Regions from separate parts of the Homo sapiens genome. Here region 2 is linked to region 1. A link is a loop called in an ENCODE intact Hi-C map of the cell type or tissue named here. Cell type or tissue: endothelial cell of umbilical vein. All regions are shown on one strand. Links, peaks and the distances in the headings refer to the core of each region. The heading gives the core; the rest is flanking DNA. Region 1 has its middle 12 kb from the start of ANKRD33. Region 2 overlaps SCN8A (sodium voltage-gated channel alpha subunit 8).

The links. Peaks named below come from ENCODE experiments on the same cell type or tissue, not always from the same donor. Only the 100,000 strongest peaks of a DNase experiment are listed, where the experiment ranks them.
Region 2: a loop joins it to region 1, with 2.6 times the contacts of the local background. A loop is called at or near these places in 5 of 110 quality-filtered maps.

The regions. Positions count from the first base shown.
Region 1 is chr12:51,871,153-51,881,855 of GRCh38, forward strand. No RefSeq gene overlaps it. Among named protein-coding and RNA genes, the nearest start is that of ANKRD33, 12 kb to the right of the region's middle. In endothelial cell of umbilical vein, for the core only: a CTCF peak has its summit at 4,287 (motif pointing left); a DNase peak (open chromatin) is centred at 4,279.
Region 2 is chr12:51,675,240-51,692,231 of GRCh38, forward strand. SCN8A (sodium voltage-gated channel alpha subunit 8) reads left to right here. Exons shown (of 27, transcript NM_001330260.2): 3 at 8,935-9,053; 4 at 11,129-11,218; 5 at 11,852-11,980; 6 at 13,766-13,857. Among named protein-coding and RNA genes, the nearest start is that of SCN8A, 93 kb to the left of the region's middle. In endothelial cell of umbilical vein, for the core only: no CTCF peak of the experiment used is centred there; DNase peaks (open chromatin) are centred at 8,732 and 11,812; H3K4me3 peaks cover 206 bases; H3K27ac peaks cover 2,194 bases.

The sequences.
Region 1 (10,703 bases), core at 84-8,083:
GCCTGGGACATTTAATAACTACTGTGGGAAGATGGGAAGAACACCAGGGAAAGCTCAGCATGGGGGTCAGGCACAGGGCCAGCTGGGCAAGTGGTAGAAGAGGAAGTTGAGCCTCAGCCCACGCCCATATTCTGAGTCCCCACAGCACTTGGAGTGGTGCGGAGGGTGGTTCCTGGTTCAGTTCTGCTACCCACCAGAGGGGTGATCTTGCCCACCAGAGGGCAACCGTTTACCCTCTTGAGACCACATTAGCAAAATGGTGGGGGAGGCGTACATAATACCTGTCTCCCAGGGACCCCACCAGGATCAAACTCCAAAATGCTCATGAAAGCCGTGTAGGGCTTGCTGATGAAAGGGTGCAGGTTGCCAGCCGGGAAAACTGGGGCTGGAGCTATGCTTTGGCTCTTCTGGAACCATAGCTCACTGCTGTATGACCCTCCAGAGTGGGGGGCTGGTGGAGGGGCTGGGTCTCACCAACCATTGCCCCCTCTGTACCTGGCCTGGTGCTCATCTAGAACTCCATAGGTATTTGTGGAGTGAATGCCTGCGTGAGGGAAGGACCAGGGCATAGGTAAGAGGAGGAGAATGAATACATGAGTGAGAGGCAGAGTGAATGAAGCAGGGACTGGAGACGCCCTCTGCCTCTGAGCCTCAGTTTCTTCATCTGTGAAAGCCAGTGGTGGGGCTTGGCCCACTTCTGTCTCTGGGCTCCAGTGTGAATCAGACAAGATGGGGCCACTCCATGGAAGCCCCTCCTTGCTATCTATGCAGGGCCCCCAGGGTGGACGGGGGGAGCTGAAGTGACCAGTGTTCCCCTCCCCCCATCCCTGTCCCCCGGAATTTATAGATTCCTCATTGTCCTGCACAAAGGCCTTCTTGAGGAGGGGGCGGGGTGATGGAGGAGACGGGAGAATTAGAAAGGCGGAAGCTGAGCAACAGCCAGCCACACCCAAGGCCCCATAAATCTGCCCAGGCCCCTGTAAGATGGACTCGCTTTGCCGCACTTGAAGCGGCTTGCAGGGCTCCTGCTGCTGGGATCAGCTCACCTTCCTCACAGCTCTGGATCCTCAGCAAGATGGGGGGTGGAGCTGCGGGGGGCATGAAGACAAGACCTGGTGGTCAGGGAGGGGTGACTCACCTTGCGTTATACCTCTGACCTCAGAAAGTCCTTAATCTTGTTCCTGTGCTGCCCCCTGTAATTCTAGTCCACAGCTGTTGGTTCTGAGCTGAAAAATGAGCTTTTTGTGGGTACTCTGAGTCTTTTTGTGGGAGTGGGCCTGAAGGCTCAGACTCTAAGAAAATGGCCTCCTCCCCCACGCTGGCCTCTGGGTAGTGGGTGGGAGGCTGAGGGTGGAATTGACAGATGGTGCGGTGTTTAACAGATGACGGGAAACAAAATTACTCAGCTGCCGTGTCTCTCCATCTTCCCCATGGAAGGAGATGGCCTTCGGACTGGAAACAGACAATGACCTCAATCAGGAGGCTGTCAGAGGACAGGGAAAGAGAGAAGCGACGGGGTATTAGGGGTATTAGGGCACCATGAACAGGTGTACAAAAGACCTGACTCAGAATCCCATCCCTGCCACACACCAGCTGGGTGATCTTCAGCAGATCTCACAGAGTCTCTGTTTTCTCATCTGTAAGATGGGTCAATGAAAAACCCTGCCTTATCTTCCTCACTGGCTTTTATGAAGATTATATGGATTCTGTGTTTGAAAGATGGGCTTTAAAGACTTGCGAAGGTGTAAAGATGTAAGAGGTTATCTACTGGAAACTCTAAGTGCCGGCCCACTAGTTGTTGACGGAATCATTTTAAAAACTTTTTTTTTCCTTACAACAAAACAGAATAGAGTAGAAAACATAACAGTGCTTTACAGTTTCAGGAAACGCTGCTTGTAGTTACATGTGCATTCATGTGTCCTGGGTCCAGAAGTAAATGTATTTACTGTGGATGACGGTCAAAAAAGTGAAATACTCAGAGTAGAGAATATTCTTCAGTGATATCTCCAGAAGGGAATGGTGGATGAATGGAAACTGACAACATGAAATATATCAGGCTAAACATAAATGTAAAAATTTTTGTAAACAAAAATGTACACTGGCTCTGAGCAGCTCAGTGTAACTGCGGTTGGTGGTGATGGGTGGAAGGGCTTACGTAGGACTTAACTGACTGCCCTTTTGGTGGGCAATGAAGCTCTCTCTGCTGTGTAAGACACCTTGAGCCTGATTCCTGAGAATGCTGTCCCTGAACGCCCACTAGGCAATGACCGTGGCTCCCTCACCGTGGCCCTGAGCTGTGCCAGAGGGAATGGGTTATTTAGCGAGAACCTTGAACTCATGTGCCCAGGCCTCCCCTCCAGTCCACTAGGAGTGCAGAAGGATTTGCAACAGGTATGCTGTAGTGGTGGTCAGGACACCCCTGCCTGAACTTCACCCATGACCCTTGTCCTCACCCCCACCCAAGGGGTCATAGTCCAGTGAGGGTGAGCTGGTCAGAGTGGACCCTAAATCAATCCCAGACCTTCCTGGCTGGCTCTGAGTTACAAGCTGTGGGCTTTGTGATGCAGATCATGATTCGGGAGTAGGGGGCATGACCTATGGCAGGTCACACAGGACCCCTAGAAAGGGCCAGAGCTGGGGTCAGAGGCCACCTCCTCCATTCTCTGCCCTGCTCTGCTGGGTCCCATCCTGCATCTACCTAGTCCTTCAGCTGGGCTGGGCCATTTCCCCACTGACTGCCGGCTCCAGCTGTAACTGCCACCAAGCCTGGAGGCTGGGAGGAGAGGGGCTTCTGCTGGAAAAAGATCCCAGAAGAAAAGAAAGGGATGAGATGACACAGTATTTTGTTCCCAAACCAGACTCAAAAGTTTCCTGAGTTCCTTCTCTGTAGATTTGCCCCTGCACCGCCCCCCCGCCCCCCGCCCCACCACCTTCTCTTCTGATTGAATTCCGCAAGTCAAGACTCTGGGCAAAAATCCAGCCCAAAGGATTAGATGGCTGGAGATTACGCACGGCAGTCAGAGAGCAAGTTAGGGAGCAAGCAGTGTATGTTATCAGGGCTTAAGAGAGAGCATCAGAGGGAGAGAGAGATGGAAAGAGCCAGATGGCGAGATGAGAAAGATCAAGCTGAAGAAAAGGGGATGACAGGCAGACAGAAAGAGGAGTACCAGCAGAAGACACTGAAGAGAGTGATTGAGAAATAGGAGCGGCAGGCAAAGGAACATCCTTGTGAACTCCTGTCAGACCCCAGCGGCTGAGAGGTCCAAAGGAGGTTAATCCATAAAGGGCCTTTGCTTTTAATCCTTAAGACCACCAGCCTGAGACTGCAGAAGGCCCTGGCTGAAGTGTACCTGTGTCATCCAGGAGCTATCCATTATTTTACACATTAACCAACAACTCCATGCCCCACTACCACAATCATTTCTATCAACAAAGGCATACACAGAGAGGGTCAAGACCAGGCCTGGGGAACTTGGCAGGGGCTGGGAAGGGATCCCTATTGAGTCCTCTTGAGGAGGGAGGCCTGGACAGGGCACTTCAAGACAGGGCATCAATGCAGGTAGAAGGTAGAAGAATCCTCACACTTGGCCATGTGCTGTGGCTCACACCTGTAATCACAGCACTTTGGGAGGCTGAGATGGGCGGATCACCCGAGGTCAGGAGTTCAAGACCAGCCTAGCCAACATGGTAAAACCGCGTCTCTACTAAAAATACAAAAATTAGCCAGGTTTGGTGGCACATGCCTATAGTCCCAGCTGCTCGGGAGGCTGAGACAGAAAAGAATCGCTTGAACCTTGGAGGCAGAGGTTGCCGTGAGCCAAGATGGCGTCACTGCACTCCAGCCTGGGCTACAAGAATGAAACTCTGTCTCAAAAAAAAGAAAAAAAAAATACAAAAGTAAGCCGGGTGTGGTGGCTCACATCTGTAATCCCGGGTACTCAGGTGGCTGAGGCAGGAAAATTGCTTGAACCTGGGAGGCAGAGGTTGCAGTGAGCCGAGATCGCGCCACTGCACTGCAGCCTGGGCAACGGAGCAAGACTCCTGAAAAAAAAAAATCCTCACACTTGGGGTACCCATCCAGGTTGGCTAAAGCTGATATACAGAAATAACTACAGAAATAACTCCCTTTCCTTTGAGCCAGAAACGGAACCCCACAACCCTCCTGTGCATCTGCCCTGCCAAGACCCAGACACTGCACCTGACCCTAGAACCCTCAGCTATAGCCTCAAGCCCTGTGGGGTGGGGATGCTCTTCCAATTCCTGCCCAGACCTGCCACCTGCTGGCTGACAGTGGCCTCGCAGTAACAAGACCCTTGCTGAGGCTGGGGTGATTGGTGCTAGAAGTAGCTTCTCTGGGCTTGGGGAAAAGAGGATTTGAAAAGCAAAATGTGAAATCCCCATTCACCTACCTACGTGTTCTTATGGTCTCTCTGCACAGGTTAAAAAGACTCTGTCCCTAGGCCAGGCACGGTGGCTCACCCTTGTAATACCAGCACTTTGGGAGCCCGAGGCAGGCGGATCACGAGGTCAGGAGTTCAAGACCAGCCTGGCCAGCATGGTGAAACCCCGTCTCTACTAAAAATACAAAAATTAGCTGGGCATATTTGCACGCCTGTAGTCCCAGCTACTCAGGAGACTGAGGCAGGAGAATCACTTGAACCCGGGAGGTGGAGGTTGCAGTGAACCAAGATCGGGCCACTGTATTCTAGCCTGGGCAACAGAGTGAGACTCCCTCTCAAAACAAACAAACAAACAAAAATAAGACTTCTTGTCCCTGACCATCACTCCTGCATGATGCTGGGGGTGATCTTCAGGCCAGAGGAGAATCTGGAGGGGAACTCACATTTACTGAATGGCCGACAAGGTACTAGATGCGGGAGACACAGAGATAACCAAAGTCCTGGGATTATAGGTGTGAGCCACGGCACCTGGCCAAGAATGAGATTAATGATAACTAGTGTGAAAAACACAAGCACTGAACTGTGTGCCTGACTCAGAGTAGTTTTCAATTAATAGTGATTGAATGAATGAATTAGAGCTACCACCAAGGGATGACGAACTCTGTGTGCAGAGGAAAAGAAGGAAACAGACAGGGAAATATTTCTGATTCTTTTATATATTTTTTTCTATCATTACCAAGTAGTAATTATCTAGGTGGAAGATTCAAACATTATACAAGTTTGAAAAACAAACCCGCTGGGCGCAGTGGCTCACGCCTGTAATCCCAACACTTTGGTAGGCCGAGGCGGGCGGATCACGAGGTCAGGAGATCGAGACCATCCTGGCTAACATGGTGAAACCCCATCTCTACTAAAAATACAAAAAATTAGACGGGCGTGGTGGCAGGCACCTGTAGTCCCAGCTACTCGGGAGGCTGAGGCAGGAGAATTGCGTGAACCCGGGAGGCGGAGCTTGCAGTGAGTGGAGATCGCGCCACTGCACTCCAGCCTGGGCAACAGAGCGAGACTCCATCTCAAAACAAACAAACAAACAAACAAAAAACCTTTTTCTTCACCCTTCTCTTATTCCTCCTCTTTAAGTTAACCATGTTTTAAAGAGCATCATTTTGTCTAGAGGTTCCCCATCTGGGCTGTACATTAGAATCACATGAAGAGATTTTTAAAATCCTGTTGCCCAGGTTGTGCCCCAGACCAATAGTCTCAGAATCTCCAGAGTGGGTTCCAGGCATCACTATTTCTAAAAAGTCCTTAAGTGATTACATTGTGCCGCCAATGTTAAGAATGACCATTCTGGCCGGACACGGTGGCTCATGCCTGTAATCCCAGCACTTTAGAAGGCCAAGGCGGGTGGATCACTTGAGCCCAGGAGTTACCAGCCTGGGCAACACAGCAAGACCCCGTCTCTACAAAAAATACAAAAATTAGCTGGGCGTGCTGGCGCATGCCCGTAGTCCCAGCTACTCAGGAAGCTGAAGTGAGAGGATTGCTTGATCCCGGGGAGGTCAAGGCTGCAGTGAGCCATGATTGTACCACTGCACTCCAGCCTGAAAGACAGAGCAAGACTCTGTCTCAAAAAAAAAAAAAACCATTCCAGCTCTTTCTATGCATTTACAAAAAACACGTAAATAGCCAGACTCTCTCTCTCTCTCTCACACACACACACGCATATGTATATTGTAGAGACGGGGTCTCACTATGTTGCCCAGGCTGGTCTTGAACTCCTGGCCTCAAGTGTGTGTGTATATGTGTGTGTATATATATGTATACAGTATACTGTGTGCCTGTGTGTTTGTATGTGTGTGTGTCATTGCATTTGGCTTTTTTTCCAACCATGAACAAGGTGGCTCAGAGAGATTTTCAGGGCAAACCATGTAGATATTTATCTTCTTCTTGAAGATAAATGGAGGCATTGAATGGAGGCATAATCTACAGGTGCCTCTAACCTTTCCTCTACTGATGAACATTTAAATTGTTTCTAATTTTTTTTACTGTTACAAACAATGCTTCAAGGTATATTCAGTATGTCTTTTTAAATTTTATTTTATTATTTATTTGTATTTATTTATTTTGCAGAGACAGGGTCTCCGTGTGTTGCCCAGGCTGGTCTTGAACTCCTGGCCTCAAGCAATCCTCCTGCCTTAGCCTCCCAAAGTGCTAGCATTACAGGCATGAACCACTATGCCAGGCCTACTCAGTCTATCTTTGCTCACATATGCAAGCACTGTTTTGAAAAAGATTTCTAAAAGCAGAATTTCTGGGTCAATGTGTATGTACATTTGTTATTTTGATAGATACTGTCAAAATGCTTTCCAAAAATACTTCACTAATTTACATTCTCCCCACAGTGTAAGCACTTCATATTATTAATGTTTAATTTTTACCAAACTGATGGGCCAAAAGCAATATTTCATTGTTATTTTAATTTGCCTTTTCCTGCCTATTTGTGAGGTTAAGCATCTTTTCATATGTTTATTGGACATTTGTATTTCTTTTCTTTTTTTTTTTTTTTTTTTCGAGACAGAGTTTCGCTCTTGTTGCCCAGGCTGGAGTGCAATGGCACGATCTCAGCTCACTGCAACCTCACCTCCGCCTCCCGGGTTCAAGTGATTCTCCTGCCTCAGCCTCCCGAGTAGCTGGGATTACAGGCATGCACCAGCACACCTGACTAATTTTGTATTTTTATTGGGGATAGGGTTTCTCCATGTTGGTCAGGCTGGTCTCAAACTCCCAGCCTCAGGTGATCTGCCCACCTCCACCTCCCAAAGTGCTGGGATTACAGGTGTGAGCCACCGCGCCTGGCCTGGCCATTTGTATTTCTTTTATGAATTAATTGACCATGCTATTTGCCCATTTCCTATTGGGCTTTTTATTTTATTTATTTATTTATTTATTTATTTATTTATTTATTTATTTAATTTTGAGATGGGGTCTTGCTCTGTTGCCCAGGCTGGAGTGCAGTGGTGTAATCTCAGCTCACTGCAACCTCCATCTTCCAGGCTCAAGCCAACATTTCAGCCTACTGAGTAGCTGGGACTACAGGCACAGGCTACCATGCCTGGCTAATTTTTTTTTTTTTTTTTGGTATTTTTAATAGAGACAGGGTTTTGCCATGTTGCCCAGGTTGGTCTCTAACTCCTGGCCTCAAGTGATCTGCCTGCCTCAGCCTCCGAGAGTGTTGGGATTACAGCCGTGAGCCACCACATCTGTCTCCTATTGGGCTTTTTTGCAATTAATTAGGAATAGAGGAAATTCTATTTCCAATAATATGACTGGCTGGATTCTGGACTGATTTTTCAGCATAAGTCATGTAAAAATGCTGGTTGAAATACGCAAATTATTTTAAAAGTGTAGATGTGCTGGCCAGATAGCAAGAAAGTATTAGGTTAAAGTCTAAGGGAAGGCAGGAACTCAGAGAAACAGACAAAGGAATCCTTCTTTAGTGTGAGGATATTTGTCGAATTAGGCAAACTTGAACTTCAAATTTCACAGTCTCTATTTTTGATAGAACCAAGGTGAGGAATCTAATAGGAGATTCTCTAAAAAGCTATGACTCCAAAGGATTCATCGTTCATGTAAGATTGAACCTGAAATAAATCTATCCCGCTGTCACATCCAGAGGACTTTAATGAAAGCTGCCTCAGTGCTGAGCTGATAGCAAGGCTGTATCTCTGAGTTGTAACCACCAGCTGATCTTTGCGCTTATTTGCAGCCCTGGATGACCCAAAACTATCCAAGTTAGGTATTTAGTTTAAAGTGGTTCAGGACTGGTTAGTACCTCTACATGCCTGGCAGGAAAAAACAAAACAAAACAAAACAAAACAAAAAAACTTCATATTCTCTGAAGGAAGATACCTTAGTCCTCAGCCTCAAGAAATTTCTAACATCATTTTCTAGGGAAAATAATAAATAGCTCACAGGGGGAAAAAAAATCTCTAGGCTGGGCGTGGTGGCTCATACCTGTAATCCCAGCAGTTTGGGAGGCCAAGGCAAGAGGATCACTGGAGCCCAGGAGCTCAAGACCAGCCTGGGCAACATAGTGAGACCTCCTTTTTATAAAACAGAAAAAAAAAATTAGCTGGGCATAGTGGCAGGTGCCTGTAGTCTCAGCTACTTGGGAGGCTGAGGTGAAAGGATCACCTGATAGAGTGAGATACCACCTGATAGAGTGAGACCCTGTCTCAAAAAAAAAAAAAAAAAAAAAAGGTAAATCATAAGAAATCCATACCTAAGCATTGAAGTAAAACTTAAGAACACCAAAGACAAGAAGAAGACCTTGAAGACTTAAGAAAAGAAGGCCGGGCGCAGTGGCTCACGCCTGTAATCCCAGCACTTTGGGAGGCCGAGGCGGGCAGATCACCTGAGGCCAGGAGTTCGAGACCAGCCTGGCCAACATGGTGAAACTCCGTCTCTACTAAAAATCCAAAAAATTAGCCAGGCGTGGTGGTGGGCGCCTGTAATCCCAGCTACTCGGGAGGCTGAGGCAGGAGAATCGCTTGAATCCGGGAGGTGGAGGTTGCAGTGAGCCGAGATTGTGCCATTATACTCCAGCCTGGGAAACAAGAGTGAAACTCTGTCTCAAAAAAAAATAATTAAATTTAAAAAAAAAGAAAAGACAATCTTTAAAGGAGACACACTGAACTCTCAACAAGATAATGAAAGCCAGAACCCAGTGAAATACTTTCCACACATCATGGCACCGAACAACTGAAAAATACACAGTCTTTTAAAGCACACATGACGTATTTGGCAAAATCTGATCATATACTAGATTATAAAGCAAGTCTCGATTGATTTTAAAGATTTGACCACAGTGCTAGAAATAAGTAACAAAAATAATTTCCATATGTTTGAAAGTTATTAAAGACATTTCTAAATAATTCATTGATCAAAGAGGAAATAAAAATGGAACAACTAAAGTAGTATTCAATGGGAAATTTAAGGTCTATAAGGCTTATATTCAAAGACTTGAAGAAAGGATGAAAATTAATTAGCTACACACATATCTCAAAAAATTAGAAAATAAGAGCAATTCCACTTGTAGGTATACACTCAAGAATACTTTTTTTCTTTCTTTCTTTCTTTTTTTTTTTTTTTTTAAGACAAAGTCTCAATCCAGCGCCCAGGCTGTAGTGCAGTCATGCAATCTTGGCTTACTATAGCCTCAACCTCCCAGGCTTGGGTGATCCTCCCACCTCAGCCTCCCAAGTAGCTGGCACTACAGGTATGTGCCACTGAGCCCAGCTAATTTTTTCATTTTTAGTAGAGACAGGGCTTGGCCATGTTGCCCAGTCTGGTCTCAAACTACTGGGCTCAAGCAATCTGCCAGCTTTAGCCTCCCAAAGTTCTGAGATGACAGGTGTGAGCCACTGTGCCTGGACTCAAGGAATACTTTTTTTTTTCGAGACGGAGTTTTGCTCCTGTCACCCAGGCTGGAGTGCAGTGGCTCCATCTCGGCTCACTGCAACCTCCGCCTCTGGAGTTCAAGCGATACTCCTGCCTCAGCCTCCTGAGTAGCTGGGATTACAGGCATGTGCCACCACGCCCAGCTAATTTGGTATTTTTAGTAGAGACGGGGTTTCATCATCTTGGCCAGGCTTATCTTGAACTTCTGACCTCAGGTGATCCGCCTGCCTCAGCCTCCCAAAGTGCTGGAATTACAGGTGTGAACCACCACACCTGGCCATCAAGGAATATTTTTCCATAAACAACCATGCCTGTGTGTTCATAGTGGCAGAATTTATAATAGCAGAAACTTGGACACATCCCAAATATCCGTTAATAAGACAGTGCATAGGCTGGGTGTGGTGGCTCATGCCTGTAATCCCAGCACTTTGGGAGGCCAAGATGGGTGGATCACCTGAGATCGGGAGTTCGAGACCAGCCTGACCAACATGGTGAAACACCGTCTCTATTAAAATACAAAATTAGCTGGGCATGGTGGCGCATGCCTGTATTCCCAGCTACTCGGGAGGCTGAGGCAGGAGAATTGCTTGAACCTGGGAGGCAGAGGTTGTGGTGAGCCGAGATCGCGCCATTGCACTCCAGCCTGGACAACAAGAGCAGAACTCCGTCTCAAAAAAAAAAAAAAAAAAAAGACAGTGCATAATAACTGTGGTACATCAACGCAATAGAGTATTATACAGCAATCAAAATGAGTAGACCATAGTAACACAACAATGTGAATGAATCTTAGCAATATGATATTAAGTGATAAAAGTGGACAGCAAATGACTACATAAAGCA
Region 2 (16,992 bases), core at 3,954-11,953, 190 kb before region 1:
GCACAGTGCTGCTGCTCTGCCCGGTATGGCTTCCTGTGACCAGAACGTGAGCAGGAAGGGTGGCAGCTACTCCAAATGTAGGTTGGAGAGCATGGGGTTACAAGGTCAAAGCAAATGAAGAAGTGTATGCAGAAGCACCTGGAAAACTGTAAAGCCACAGGCAGATGTGGTGCTAGCATTATCTTCATCAAACTGAACTTGGAGAAAAGACCATAAACAGCACATGTAGGGGGTTCCGTTTTGCAACAGTTAAAGTTATTAAGTAGAGGAGATTCGTTCATTGATCTGAGGGTTGGACCAGATGACCTGGTGCAGTAAAAAGAGTTTAGAACTAGAAGCCGGGAGATCTAGTCCCTGGCAACTCCCCCGCCCCGCTCCTGCTCACTAGTGCTGTGACCTTAGTTTGGGCAGAGCATTCTGTGCTTGGTTTCTTGTTTGTGAAACGAATAGTTAGATTTGAGTAATAGTTTTGAAGCTTTTTAAAATTGTAGTATGCCTTGATAATTAAGAGTATAGGCTTTGTAGTTAGATTGCCTCAGTTCAATGCTAAATTTCACCACATAATAGCTGTGTTGTCTTGGGCAAGTTACTTAACCTCCTGCCTCAATTTTATCATCTGTAAAATAGTACCTACCTCATAGAGTAGTTGTGAGACAATTATTATATTAAGTATCTTAGTAGGGTGCCTGCCTGCCACATAGTAAATGCTTAATAAATATTGAATTTTATTATTTCTTCAAATAGACTCATAGGTAAAATTATCGGTTACTAAGAAGGAATTTTTAAAATACGGGATTTAGTGGTCTCTTTTGCTCCATTCTCAGTATCGTGTAATAGAGGCGTGGAAAATGATGGTTCTAAATAATCACACAGCTCAAATAGAAGTACACGCCTAGGGAAGAATTTTGCTGGTGTCTTTATGTCCTGCTTTGGTTTAGTATTTCTAAGGGGAGCTGGATAGTACCAGGACACGGGTACTCTGGAAATGCATTCCAGTTATGCCTTTGCTGGAGACTTTCCTGGGACACACTGGGGCTATATAATATAACCTATATTGTAATTTTACTTGAGGAATTCACTAGGCAGATTAGCATAAATCAGGATTCTTTTCAACATGGCATAGTCATTTTTACATAACAGGTCATTTGTTTCTGAACAGCTTCCTAGCCTGATATAGAATCTGTTTAGATTCTGCATTATATTTTCCGTTATTAAACCAGGGAAATTTTGAAAAGACACTTATTTGTTGCTTGCTATATTGGCTGTATGCATACTCAGAAATGAATGCCAAATTGCTGTTGATTAATGAACAACTGGCCAGTTGCCTAGTTCAGAAAGAGGTGCATAGGCCTGGGGGAATAAAGTACATATATTTTGTTTAGGCAGGCAAGAATTTAAGGCCAGAGAAGTTGGCTAAAAATGAGAGGACCAGTTAGTTCTAGAAATCAAAACAGTTAAGATCTAGGGACAGTCATAAGTCATTGCCAGTAATAGTTATAGTCAGATAGACTCAAAGGTTCCCAGCTGCCCTCTTGTTGATTAGCTAAACCTCTGAGCCCCTAGGTGTTCATTATAGCCAGAAGCTCATCAGATGCCTGCAGATTACCTTTGCCCTAGTTGAGATGTTGACCTCTCAGGATGGGGAGAATTGGTTGAGTGAAGAGCTGCTCTCCTGGGCCATGTGTTTCACAGCAAACCAGGGAATGGATAATAAATATTTCTCGAAGAAGCTTTCTCTTCTATGATATTCTCCACCCCTGCATTGAGTACTCTTCTATATAAAGTCTTTTCATATATATGCATCCTTTATTGTTTTGTTTTATTTTATTTTATTTTATTTTATTTTATTTTATTTTATTTTATTTTATTTTACCAAGACAGGGTCCTGCTCTGTTTCCCAGGCTGGAGAGCAGAGCTCACTGCAGTTTCAACCTCCTAGGCTCAAACGATCTTCCCACCTCAGCTTCCTAAGTAAGCTGGGTCTACAGGCACATGCCACCATTCCCAGCAAATTTTTTTTATTTTTTTTGTAGAGATGGAGTTTTGCCATGTTGCCCAGGCTGATCTCGAACTCCTGGGCTCAAGCGATCTTCCCTTCTTGGCCTCCAAGAGTGCTGGGATTACAGGATTACAGATGTGAGCCCATCCTGTTTTTTTTTAATTTACACTTTTTGTGTGGCTAAAAAAATTATTTCAGTCTTGGGATGGGGTGGAGACATGCTAATAAACTAGCTGTACTGCAGTCCTGTGATGACTGTGTGTGTTCATTGTTTTGCATTTGCAGTATGCTAGGATTTGTTTGGTATGCATATGGACGTGCTCTACCTGGCCTTGCACGGTGTTCCTTCCCCTAATAGTGGGCCCCAAAGAGAAGATATCTTACCCTGAGTTAACAATGGCAATGCTTCTACATTGTGTGCTCCAAGCCCCACATTGCTAATTAGAAATGAAAAGCCTGTGCTTTTCAGAAGGCTCATTTTATGCCACATGACACATTTATTAATACTCCATGCCATAACTCGTTAAGAACTGTTCTGCCGCTCTTAATGGACCTTGTGCTGAAACACATTCAGTGGCTGTTGTTGTAAACTGATATTTCCCCTTGGGCAGTAACCGCAATCCAATTTCAATTTCCCTTTTAACTCATTTACTTCACAAAGATCTAATTTGAGACAGATTAGGTAAAATATTATTGGACTTCATGGGCACCAAGTGATTGTTGTTTAAGAAGTATTGTAAAAACCCAAAGCTTGCTGTCCTTTCCACTATATCTAGGCTTTGAAGGATCTGGCGTTAGAGCGTAGTGTTGAACGAGAGAGGACAAATGTCCTTTTCTGGATTCCCACCAGAAGTTTAACGATGATTACAAACGTTTAATCAGCCATATGAAACATATATACATATATCTCTCTCAAAGTCAACCCATCACCAGTCATTCCTTTCCATTCTCCCATATTCACTGTTCTCCTGAGAACAGGGGATAAAAGTAGGGGAGATAGTGCAGGGAAAAGCATTGTGTGACGCAGTTCTGCCTTGGGGCTGCTCTATGCTCCCCCCTGCTGACATAAGTATGGTACTATCAAGCACTGTTGACCCTGGACTTGACAGACTTCAACATAAGGAAGCAGAATAACTAACTCAAGAGAGTTCTACAAGGATAAAATGTGAGAGAATAAATAATAATAGGCTTTCTCCTCAAATTTATGGTTTGCTGCTTTGTTGCACTTAATCCTGGATGCTCTGTGAATTTTCTAAATCGTAGAATTACAGATATCAGTGCTGGAAAGGACCTGAGTATGCCCATCAGGCAGCCCTCTCTCTTATTTTATAGACGAAGAAAATGAGATCTAGAGACATGCAGTGGCCCAGCCAGGCCATACAGTTAGGCAGAGGCAGGGAAGAAGGAGAACACAAATGTTTTAGCACATGACCTGAGAGATGATCTAGTGGTTCCCCAAATCTGGTGAGCACAGATTCCTGGATTCTGCACACTTATTTAATAGAACACCTGGAGAAGGGATTTATGACTGTGTTTTTTAAAAAGCTACTCAGCCTAGGCTGGGCATGGTGGCTCACGCCTGTAATCCCAGCACTTTGGGAGGCTGAGGCAGGTGGATCACGAGGTCAGGAGATCGAGACCATCCTGGCTAACACGGTGAAACCCCGTCTCTACTAAAAATACAAAAATTAGCTGGGCATGGTGGCGGGCGCCTGTAGTCCCAGCTACTCGGGAGGCTGAGGCAGGAGAATGGCATGAACCCAGGAGGTGGAGGTTGCAGTGAGCCGAGATCACACCGCTGCACTCCAGCCTAGGCAGCAGAGCGAGGCTCCGTCTCCAAAAAAAATAAAAAAATAAAAAAAAATAAAGCTACTCACCCCAGGTGCAGTGGCTCACAGCTATAATCATAATCCCAGCACTTTGGGAGGTCAAGGCAGGAGGATTGCATGAGGCCAGGAGTTCGAGACCAGCCTGGACAACATAGCAAGACCCTGTCTCTACAAAAAATAAAAATAAAAGATAAGACAAAATAGAAAGCTAGTCAGATGATTCTTATGCAGTCAGTCTGGACTTAGTCAGGAACTAATATTAGTGTATCCCCTGGGGCAGATCAGTTTTGCCATCTGTTTTTGTATGGCCCACAAGCTAAGAGTAGTTTACATTCTTAAATGGTTGGATGTGTGAAAATGATACGAAATTTAAATTTCTGTGTCCATAAAGTTTTACTGAAACACAGCCACTCTTCTTGGGTTGCATGTTGTCTATGGCTACTTTTACACCACAGTTACAGGGGTAAGTTGTTTTAACAGACACTGTATGGCCTACAAAGCCTGCAGTATTGACTGCCTGCGCCCTTTCAGAAAAAGCTTGCTGGTGCCGGGTATATTACTTATCTCTTTCTCGTGTAACTACTGCAAGCCCCAGTATTAAAAGGGAAATTCCTAAGCTTTGAGTACTTGTGTTTGTCCAAAGACTATCTTGCCTTTTTTTTTTTTTTTTTTTTTTGAGACGGAGTCTCGCTCTGTTGCCCAGGCTGGAGTGCAGTGGTGCAATCTTGGCTCACTGCAAGCTTTGCCTCCTGGGTTCAAGCGATTCTCCTGCCTCAGCCTCCAGAGTAGCTGGGACTACAGGCACATGCCACCATGTCGGGCTAATTTTTGTATTTTTAGTAGAGATGGGGTTTTACCATATTGGTCAGGCTGGTCTTGAACCGCTGACCTCGTGATCCACTCACCTCGACCTCCCAAAGTGCTGGACTTATAGGTGGACTATCTTGCTTTTCAAAAAAGATCCATTGTGAAAAACTGCATGCAAATTATCTGTAAATCTAATTATTTCAATAATAAAACATGTTTTATTGTAATACAATTTCCTACTAAAGTATGGGAGATTTACCTTCATTTCAGGAGTTTAGTGTGCTAGATGTTTATTTTTGTTAACAGAAAAACTGTTTTTATACTTGATGAAGATATAAGATGTAAATATTTAGAAAGGGGTGATGGTAAATGAGTTTTATTTTAAGTGCAACACTCAGTACCCAAATTAATTAGGAAATTTCTATTTCACACATCAAATGTCCTTAGTAAAGCCTTCTGCTTACAAAATCATAGTTTTTGAATTCACTAAAGATGCTTAGTTTCCCCCAGAATCATCAGTCTCCCACTTGACAGCTCATGACTGATCCTAATTCAGAATCCTACCTCCTAGTTTTTCTTCAACCAAGGTGTAACAGTTTCCATTTCCTAATGGCTTCCTTTTGTTTTTCTTCTTCTCCTTTTCCCTCACCTAAAACAACATAAGCATTTGTTCATGAACCAATCAACAGACATTTATGAAGCACCTGCTGTATGCCAAGCACTGCAGGCACTGATTCAGTGATAGGAAATACCCTCCATGCTACCTCTAGACCTATATTTCCATCACGACCAAACCAAGAGACAAGAAAAATGGAAAGTATAGAGTACATTACTTTAAAAAATCCTGCCAGGCGCGGTGACTCACGCCTTTAATCCCAGCCCTTTGGGAGGCTGAGGCAGGCGGATCATCCGAAGTCAGGAGTTCAAGACCAGCCTGGCCAACATGGTGAAACCCTGTCTCTACTAAAAATACAAAAAAATTAGCCGGGCGTGGTGGCAGGTGCCTGTAATCTCAAGTACTGGGGAGGCTGAAGCAGGAAAATTGCTTGAACCCGGGAGGCGGAGGTTGCAGTGAGCCGAGATTGCGCCATTGCACTCCAACCTGGGCAACAAAAGCAAAACTCTGTCTCAAAATAATAATAATAATAATAAATAAAAAATAAAAATCCTGTTGTCTGTCTCCTAAGGAGAGGTTTTGTAGGTGATATTGTAAAGGCCTGGCCCGGTGGTTTTTAGGTCTTGGGGCATGGGCCAGTGCTTCTTTCATTGTTGCTTAGCTGCCCTATCTACCCCGGGGACTCAAATTTCTCATTCACCAGAGAATTTGTCTCCCACACCAACTTCATTCTTTGCCACGTTGCCACTGAACTGCCTCCCAATCTGGCACAGTGGAAGCTGTTGAGAGGCTCGAAGCTCGGCATAACATGCTGCTCTTTGCTGCGTGACCTTTGATAGGTGGTGTTCCTCTCCTGAGCTTTTGTTAAGTGTATAGAGGATAATAATTCCTCCTTCACCCATACTTCATGGGAACCTCATGAGGTTGAATGAGGAGGTTATTTAAAAGGCTATTTTCATAGAGGGAGTTGCTGTAGAAACACAGAGAGGTACAAGTACTTCAGAGAAGGGGTTTGGGGGAAGCCCTGGGCTGTTTGTTTCTTTGAGAAGCCAAGATATGGAAGAGCTATAGCTCAGCCCTCGATATGTTTCAGATGAACCCTAGGTCTCCTACTTCTCTTTGCTTTTAGGATTAGGCTTTTTCTGCAGCATATCCCACCAGAACCAGTATGCTCCATTACAGGAAGAATTTCACTGCAGTACAATGTCAAACACTAGGGATGGTGTAGTGGGCGTTTGTAGAATGAATCTAGCTCAATACTTTTCCATTGGGAAGAGAATGACGTGACTCTGGTAGATTAGGAAAGGAAAGAATAGAAGATAAGAAAAGAACTTTAAAAAACATCACTAATACTGTGCATTGGGAGTACATAGGCTGATCATTATTTTGGAACTGTGGAGGGAAGCATAAGATTGGTTCCTGCCCTCAAAGAACCAAAAGCCTAATTGTAGGGGATGGAGGTTAAAAAAAAAAAGGTGGGGGCTTTTCATAAATGACCTGTATCAGGTTAAGAAGGACCTCTATTACTAGTTTGTTGAGTACTTTTATTATGAAAGGTGTTGAATTTTGTCAAATGCTTTTTTCTGCATCTATTAAGATGATCATGTGGTTTTTCTCCTTTATTAATATGTTGCATTACATTGGTTGATTTTCAAATGCTAAACTATCTTTGCATTCCTGGGATAAATCCCACTTGGTCATGGTGTGCAACCCTTTTTATATGCTACTGGATTTGGTTTGCTGGCATTTTTGTTGAGGCTGTCTGTGTCTATATTCATAAGGGATGTTAGTATAGAGTTTTCTTATGATGTCTTTGGTTTTGTATCAAGGTAATACTGGCCTTTAGAATGAGTTTAGAAATGTTCTCTTCTATTTTGTGGGAGAGTTTGTTTAATTCTTTAAACATTTGGTAGAATTCATCAGCAAAACCGTCTGGTCCTGGGCTCTTCTTTGTGGAGGTTCATTTTTTAATGCAAGGTACAGAAGAGTATTTATGGAACAATCCCATGTGAGAGAGAGACTTTTTAAGGACATAGATGTATGCTTTTATTTACATAGAAAATTTCTAGAAGGATATACAAAAAAACTGGCATCGAAGGTTATCATTAGGTAATGAGATGGAACTTGGTCTTATGTTCCTTTTTTCTTTTAAAAAAATTATGATCATGCATTGCTCCAAAATTTAAAAATAAAAAACTACTTAAAATGACTAGCATTTATTTGGCCATTTGCTCTTTCACTCACACAGTGAGATGTTAGGACTGTGTATCTGCCACTGGCCTGTCTCCTTAGGAACTTGCAGTCTAGTAGGCCCTTGCATCTCTCAGCTTCACAGTCTGCTCTCCCTCTTCCCTATTTTATTCTCCATCAACACTGAATTACTGGTCAATTCCCTAAAAAAAACCTGCAGCTACATGCTACTATGCTTTCATACATGTGATTTTTGTTCCCTTACCTTTCCATCCCTTCTCACTAAATCTGCCCAATTAATTTTTCTTAATTCTTGTTTGTCCTTTAAAGCCCCTTCCAAATATTAGTTACCTTCCTTTGTGAACTTCCCAGCTCACTCTCTTTTTTATTTCCCAGCCAAGGGGAAAAAAATCTCTCCCTCCTGCTGCCTCTCATACATTATGCATATTTTTGTTATTGAACTTTGTACTTACCCTGCATCATAATTACTAGCTCACATATGTGTCTTCCCTAAAAGTACAGTTTTATTCAGTGTTGTGTCCTGGTAATTAGCACAATGCTTGGCACAGAATAGATGCTCAAAAATATTTTAATTCAATTGAATTCAGAACACAGGGCATTCTGGGTAGAATGAGCCACATAAACAAAGGCCAACGTTATGAATTATGAGAACCTGTTCCGAGGACATGAGCTAGTTTGGCTAGATGGGAACATTCATACTGGGAAATATGATTTAATTATTTTGGCAAGGCTGATATTGGGGGCTCTTGAAAGCCATATAAAGCAGATTGAATATTGGTAAGTAAATATTGATTGAATGAAGAACATTTCTCACTTCCTTCCAGTCTTTGCTGAAATCTCTCTTCTCAATAGGCTTATCCTGACCACCTCTTTAAAACTGTTGCCTCTTTATTCACCCATCCCCTGACTCCAGCATTCTTGATCTTCCTCTCCCTGTTCTTCCTCCTTTTCCCATAGCACTTGTCATCTTCTGTGTAGCACAGCCTATATGATTTACTCATTCATTACAGTTTTTATTTATTGTCTGTCTTTCCCACTAGAATTTAAACTCTTCGGGCCAAGACTATCTTGTTCACTGACCATTCCCAAGCACCTAGAACACTGTCTGACACATAGTAGGTGTCCAGTCAATATTTGTTGAGTGAATGAATCCTAAATTAATGAACTTCAGTATCGTGTACAGAGCTGGCATAGAAGCTTAGGTATGATTCAAATGGCCTGTTTCTGAAAGAAACAAGTTTATTCTGTAAAACTGCCAAGATTGCATCAGCTATTTGTATTATAATCTGGGCAGGGCAGAGGGAGGGAGGTGGGGCAAACATTGTGTTAAGTTTGCTTGTTTAAAAACCAAGTTGGGAAGTAAAAAGTATTAAAGACTTTTGAGTTTATGTATTCCTTACCTAGAAATCATTGTTTCATGTGGTGACTCATACCCATGCTTTAATAATTTCTCTCTCTTTCTTTCTCCACAGACCTTTGTAGTATTAAACAGAGGGAAAACTCTCTTCAGATTTAGTGCCACGCCTGCCTTGTACATTTTAAGTCCTTTTAACCTGATAAGAAGAATAGCTATTAAAATTTTGATACATTCATATCCTTTTCGGCAAATGTGGAGTGAGTGCGGCAATTGCATGGTTGCTTGTTTACCTTTCCAATATTTGACAACTGGATTATATGTTAAGTTTTTTACTGATAGTGTAGTTAACTAGCCCATCAGTCAGAGGTTTAAGAGTGAACTCCTGCCACATCCCAAGCTAAGCTTCAGCAAATTATTATTTTTTTTCTTAGGATGATATTGTGGGAATCTGAAATTTTGTTTGGTATCATTGTATGGACAAATTAAAATAACCTTTGTTGAAGTCTTAACTTTATTTAGTACTCAGACTTCAGTGATTTCTTTCTGTGGCCAACTATTCAGCTTAATATATTAAAAGCCATTATTAGAGGTTTTTGAAAGTCCTTCTTGAGTTACAAATAGTTGGATGAATGCTTTAGAAATCAGCTTTGAATTTTTAAAAAATTTTTTGAGCAGTGAGCTTAGAAAGTGAGATAGTTCTCAGATGAAATAACCTCCTTGTTACAGAGGTTTAGATGCAGATTGTAGGATAAATAGGAATTTTTTCTGGTATTTTTACTCACCTTAAATAGAAAAATGCCAATTTATTCAAGTGGCCTGAGTTACACCTTATTAACATATGAGAGTGCATGTGGCAAATGAAAAATTATTTGATGGATTTAGTGATGTTGCATGGTGGCTTGAAACTTCCATGGCTGGTCGATATTTAACAGCATGTAGTCCCATGCTTCGAAGATTACTGTATCCTCCAAGTAGGATGAGGAAGCCAGCAGTGGCAACTTGGTGAATTGGTTTAGAAGCTTTTGCCACATTTTATTAACTCTTGAGAATTTAGCAACATGGTTGTGAAATCTGTAGTTTAGAAGCAACACACTTCTGAAACCTGAAAGTTTATAAGGAAATAAATAATTCACAGTGGACTTCTTCCTTTCTGTTGGATCAGAAGATGGAGTGTTTTTTCTCTTCTGGTTCCAAAAAGCATGAAGACAAATCCAGCTGTAATGAAGAAAAAAAAATCCAGCTGTAAGAAATATTTTCTCTTTTTAAAACTCCACTGGTAGAATAAAGATAGTGAATGCCATTAACAAGAGAGAGTGAATTAGTGGCAAGTGGGATATGGCTCCCAGGCTCTAATTGGCTCTAATTGTCTAATATGACAATTAGAGTTTGAGTAACTTGTGCTGACCTAAAATAGTTTAATTTTTCTCAGAGATAAGAACAGAAAGGCCTGAGAAAAATTCTGGATGGAAATGAAATGGCAGTATGGTTTGCTATCCATAAACATTCCTGGACACTTTCAGAATGGATTTTGCTCTATTACCTAGTCTTCAGAAGTGTGGTGGTGCAGATGTCCTTGAAATCTTTACCTAACACGCCGCAGCTGGTTTCCCACATTGGACATATTCAACACATATGGGCTGTATTGGCTGATGCCTTGCCCCCAAAGACAATTCAGCCCTTTAGAAGGACTAGGGAAGGCTGGGTATGATGGCTCAGGCCTGTAATCCTAGCACTTTAGAAGGCTGAGGATGTAGGATCACTTGAGCCCAGGGCTTCAAGACCAGCCTGGATGACATAGAGAGACCTTGTCTCTTAAAAAAGAACAACAACTATGGAAAAAAAGTGAACCATTGCATGTAGATTTTCAAATAACTAGCTATATAAGATAATTAACTTACCAATAAATGAATACCTAGTCATATAGATTTAATTGATTTTCTTATCTGACAACTTTGGTTGAGAAAGTGCAAAGGTATTATACTAAGTGCAAAAAACATTTAGAGGCTTAGTCTGTAGTTGAGCTGAAAAGTGGTTAGGGGAACATGTTTCATCCAAAGGGAGTAGAACAGTGACGGCCCTTTTGAAAGAAGGAGAATAGCTGTCCTTCCCCATCCATCCACAGTTCACAGTGGCATGCTGTGTTTATGGTGGTGACCACAGTTTTCATTGTCACCTTGCATTTTTCTCTTCTGTGCTTCATCTCCTTTCAGGTTATTGATTTAGATCTGATACCCAATGGAAATGTGTTTGTTTTTTGAGAAAACAAAAGGCAGGCCAGATTTTAATATTGCCCCTTGACTCTTCTCTACAGTATTTAGCATGATCATTATGTGCACTATTTTGACCAACTGTGTATTCATGACTTTTAGTAACCCTCCTGACTGGTCGAAGAATGTGGAGTAAGTAACTCATTTATGTGTGTGCTTGTTTGTTTTAAATATTTTTAGTCACTAAATCTTGCTTTGCCACAGTTTACCCATCAAGGAGAAAAAAAATTAGTTATTGCCTCTCTTTATTTCACAGAGAAGGCTGAAAGTACATGTGGAATTTAGGAAATAGCCCTCCCTAAAAGTCAACTCTAGAAATTACTGCCCTTCACTCCACCCTTTCCTGTGCCAGGCAGTGCCGTTGCCCTGCAGCCCCATCACCATCTTGTATCCTCAGTTCCTGGTGATACTGTTTTCTCCAATTTTAGGTTTCCCTGTTTTTTGACTTCTCTAAGGTTAAAAACAGCTCTGGGGGGCCTCCTTACCTTCTTCAAAATGATCATGTACTAGATAGCTGCAAAGTTAACTTCCTTGGAATACAGTTCAGGACCCAGTACAACATTCCAAAGGTCTTAGTTTGTGCATTTCAGTAAGTTTCATTCAAAGCATTTCTTTCTCCTCCTCACTTCCTTCCTGCTGCATTGGCTGTGCCCTTTCTGTTTTGTCTCTCTTAGTTGAAGCAACACTTCAGGCAAGTGCTAACTTAAAAGGTTCATTTAAAGTTTCTGTCCAGAAATTACCTCAAGCTATTCATTTCTTTGACAGGTACACGTTCACAGGGATTTATACATTTGAATCACTAGTGAAAATCATTGCAAGAGGTTTCTGCATAGATGGCTTTACCTTTTTACGGGACCCATGGAACTGGTTAGATTTCAGTGTCATCATGATGGCGTAAGTTCTCCCCTTACTTTATTGGTGTTCTGGGTGTGATTCTGTGTGTGGAGTTGTACTCCTGGGTCTGTTTGTAGGTGTGCATTTGTGGACACAGCTGTATGAGGAATTAATGGATAACCATGTAAGGCCCTGTGGGCTTATGTCTATGATTCTTGCTTGTGAGGGCCTCTTGTGGTTCAGGCGATGATAATGTGATTATGTGGGAGAAGGCAAGCAGAGGCTTTACAGCTGGGAGAGAAAGGAGGAGGTGATTTCCCATTGGCACTCTCTCGTATTTTATTCCTCCTTGTAACGATCACGGTTTGCACACCTATCATTACAAGGCCTCTGTGAAGACTTGAAATTTTTTAGTTGTAAACTTTCAGCTGAAAATTAGTTTCCTGGGTATGTCTTACCGTATGTAATTTAATAAGGCTGGCCAGGAGTTGCAGACTTCAGAGCACATTTTAGAGTCAAAACATGAGCCAAGGTACCCACACTGGCACTTCCTGAAGAGTTACTAACCAGAATTTCGAACTATTGCTCAAGATCAGTGTAACTCCACATTGGTATGTTACTGCTCTTGCTCATTTGTGTTGTTTTAGCAATAAAAATGTATCTTTGGGAAACTTAGCTGATGATAGAAGAGTTATAGCAGGCTTTAATATTTTTATTTCCAGGTTGGGAAAGCGTTTTGTGGTTTGAGAGTGTAGTGGGGGTGGTGTATAGGTTTTGCATGTATGCATGATGTGTAAGAAAGAGTGCATTTAAATATGTATTGATCTGAGCATCTGGTGGAAAGATGTATTTCAACTGTAAAATGTGAATAAATGATATGCATCGAATACTTGAAACTGAAACTGACTTTCTGTTATATAAAGGCAATGTCTTACTTTCTAGCATTATGAATACACATTAGTGTTCATTTAAAATTTTTAAGTGTCCTTGCTAGGCACAGAGCTTGTAATTAAAATGAGCACTTAACACAATATTTGCTCTGATCCCATGATTTGGATTTTCCTGAGCCCTGCTTTTGTATGTCACAGGCCAAAACTTCGTTTATAGACATGACTACAATCATATGATTACAACTCCTGATTAAGTCATATATACAGACATTTAGTCAATTTTGCCATTGTCAACTAGGGAGTTACTTTAATGTAGATTTGTTTTTGTGGGGCTCCTGCTGCAGAAATTTGTCTCCCTCTCTTAAGAAATTGTTCGCAAAACCTGGGAACATAAGTCTTTGATACCTCCTGGCCTTCCTTTTTACTAAAAAATGTGAATGGGCTGACAGTAAAGCCATTCTGATTGGGATCAGCACATTACTATGCTGATTAAAGGAGTAAATCCCAAAAACCTCCTTTCTAATATACTTTTGAATTCTTCTTGTCCAATTAAAAACAAATGTTCCTTAAATGTTTGTATTTTGAAGCTTTTCTTTTTCAAGGAAAAAAAATGAAACCATAGCTTGTATATAAGACCCTTTCTTCCCCCCATTCTCAAACCCTCGCCCAGTGGTACCATTACAAGTTAACTTTGGTTTGATTCTGCAGGTATATAACAGAGTTTGTAAACCTAGGCAATGTTTCAGCTCTACGCACTTTCAGGGTACTGAGGGCTTTGAAAACTATTTCGGTAATCCCAGGTAAGATGGTCCGGGGTTGGTGTTAGGTGTTGGGATAGGGCCCTGACGTGACGTATTGTACTTTTTGTTTTGTTGTGGTTTTGTTTTTTCCTTTGGTGTTTGTGTTTGTGTCTGTGTTTGTCACTTGTGTCTGTGTGTGACCTCCCTTACTACAGATATGTGACAGAGTTTGTGGACCTGGGCAATGTCTCAGCGCTGAGAACATTCAGGGTTCTCCGAGCTTTGAAAACTATCTCTGTAATTCCAGGTGAGAAAATTTGTACATAAGACTGACTTTGCCACATCTCCTCTTTCTCCTCCATTCGTTTTGTCCACCATTCTAAAGCAGCATCAGTACAGTTGATAATGGCCTTGCATTCTGCATGTTTTTCCTGGGAGACATTCTCTGGAATGGCCGTTGGGTCCTCAGGCAGTTTTCTCTGAGTGCTTGCCAGGCATGCAGCCCCCATTCCATCCATGCTATTGAAAAAGCACGTGCTTAAGAATCACTTGGATCTCACCATATTTGAAAAAATTGTCACAGAGCTAGCTGTCTCTTTGTATATAAATCATTTGCTTCCTGGCTCCATGGAATTACAGTAATTTTGACATTTGCCATCATTTCATTGCTTGTGATTTCTAGGCTTCCTATCGCATGGTTTGCTGATGGGACGTTATTCAAAGAATTATACATTTACTATTACTATATTAATGAAATTTTTTAATCACAGAAGAGATCTACCCAGTTAACTAATCCAGTATCAGAGACAAATTTAAGAGACTTGGAGTTAGTGAACTGCACTTAAATAATCACTGTCTATCATGTTCTACTGCTGTCTGTCTCACTAGAATAAGAACCAGTAGACATCTACTGTACATATTCAGGGTTCATTCTCAGACATAAATCCCAATGAAAGCTTATGCAGGCACTGTTAAAAAAAAATCAAAGGTAAGATAAGATACAACTAAAGGTATGGGCAACAAAAAGTATAGAAGTTTGAGGGGGAAAAACAGAATCAGTAGGTGAGTTGAGAGTTAGTTGATTGACAACCTCTTTAAAATTTGTGCCTTTTTCTTTTTGGTTCTGGTTGAGCTAGCCCAGTGGTTCTTAACCTTTTGAAGGTTTTGGATCCCTTTGAGAATCAGATGAAAGTTCACAGACCCCCCCCGAAGCCCATCCATGGACCCCAGGTTAAGATTCCTTAATTTAATTTAAATCATTGCTACTGGGTAATACTTATCTTTCTAAAGACCAGTCTTGAAATCTTAAAGGAAAGATATTTTAGTTAGTATTGTGAGCCTAAGATATACTGGCAGTAACTTGGCAGAGGTGAAGACTGTGTTGTTGCTCTTTGGACTTTAGTTGTGGTCATGGGTTTTCAAGGAAGACTCCGTAGAGACCAGGCTTTCCACAGCAGTTTCGTAGAAATAGGAATGTGGAGAAAGAACAGAGGCATCCTATTCTTATCCTATTCCTATTACGTGGCTCTTCCCCTTGTGGCTGACTCAGAAATATCTCTCTTTTTAAAATTTATTTTTATTTTCTAGAGACAGGGTCTCACTCTGTTGCCCAGGCTGGAGTGGTACGATGATGGCTCACTGCAGCCTTGACTTCCAGGGCCCAAGTGATCCTTCCTTCTCAGCCTTCCAAGTAGCTGAGACCACAGGTGCATGCCATCACACCCAGCTCATTTTTAAAAAAAAATTTTTTTGTAGAGACAGGGTCTCCCTATGTGTTGCCCAGGCTGGCTGCCAACTCCTGGGCTCAAGCAATCTTCCTGCATCAGCCTCCCAAAGTGCTGGGATTACAGGCGTGAACCACTGCATCTGGCCCAGAAATATTTCTTTTTCCCCTTTTTAACATTATCTCAATAGCAGATAGAGAGGGAAGCACAAAGATAGAATCCTGGAGAGGGCAGACTGGAATGTGGTTTACTGAGAACCTCAAAGAAGGTAAATTCATCTTCACCACTTACAAATTTGGGCCATGGAGTTGGCCAGTAAATCAGTGCCCTACCAAAGATGAATTCCTATATTTTTAGCGATGGTAGCTGACTCCCTATCAACCAAAGGCTGGGTGTCAGTTGGAGTATATACTTCTTGGCAAAAAACTACAACCTTAACTTACCAAGATTTAGTTCCTAGCCATTTTAAATCTGCTTAACAGAAAGCTCAGCTCATTCTCCAGACAGCCTCAGATAGCTCATTGATGGTGGCCTAATCTTTAGGCAAGCCCTGTCTTATTTTTTGAGGCATCTGGAATGCCACATCTTTACTTTCCTTTTTCCTATGGTGTCTCTCCTCCTCTGGCCCCTTTTAAATATGATCTTGTGTTTTCTGCTCACTTCCCTCAGCGTACTCTGCAAGGCATCTGTCTCTTTATGTTCCTGTGATCTCAAAACTTCTCTCCCAGAATTAAATTGGAAAGCTGTATTCTATTCACTAACTAGGGCAGCAGATGCTGTCTCTAGTCTAGCTCATAGCTTCTGTCTCTGTCTCTGCTATATGGTTAACTTTTGACCATGGCATTTCTGCAAGATAACTCTTGATTGGTGTCACGTTATTTATTCTTTGTATATATCCTTAATATGTCATGTTATTTATCCTTTATATATATATATATATCTGGAATATATGCAGTATCTAACACAGTGGTGCCTGGCCCATAGTAGTGCTCCATAAATGATTGTAGTAGCAGCACTTATGATTATAAAGAAACCTAAGCCAATAGAAAGGGTTTGTATCAAGATTTAGACATCAGCTTCACAGTTTGAAATAGAGTCCCAGATTCCTATTTCTAGAAGCACCCCCAATTGAGCTGGCTTTGGGAGGCTAACTGGGGTGGAAAATAACATTAAGGGATAGTAAAGCGAATAATAGATCACTGTCAGTAAATGGTATATTTGGTTCTTGAATTAAAAGTGTGGCTCTCAGTCTCAATCTTTTTGCTCCCGATTCTATGTTTTAGAGTTAGCAAGAGAAATCCAGTAATGAAGTTTCCCTCATGGGAAGTTTTCTCTCATCCCATGGGAAATTCTGAAATTGCTGATTATGCTTTCTCCCATAGAGGGCTGTTGTGCTATTCCTACCTGCCTGCTATGCAGTCTCCTTCCAAGGCGGGAGCACCAGTGTATGAGTCAGTGGATCTGGGCCATCTCTTGCTTGGAAGTATGTCATTTTGATTCTTGTGTGGTAGAGCTGGCCCATGATTCCCCCTTAGTAAAAACCATTGTTCTGTATACCAAGTTTTCTCGTGGATCACTTCAGTGGAATTGTTGTTCTCTTTGTCTTCTCCTCTTCCCAGTTTGGTTATAGACTACTGCCAAGGGTGCCAAAAATAGAATGTAAGTGAGAGCAACCACTGACCTGGAGCCTGCAAGGTCTCACAAAGCTCCCTGTGTAT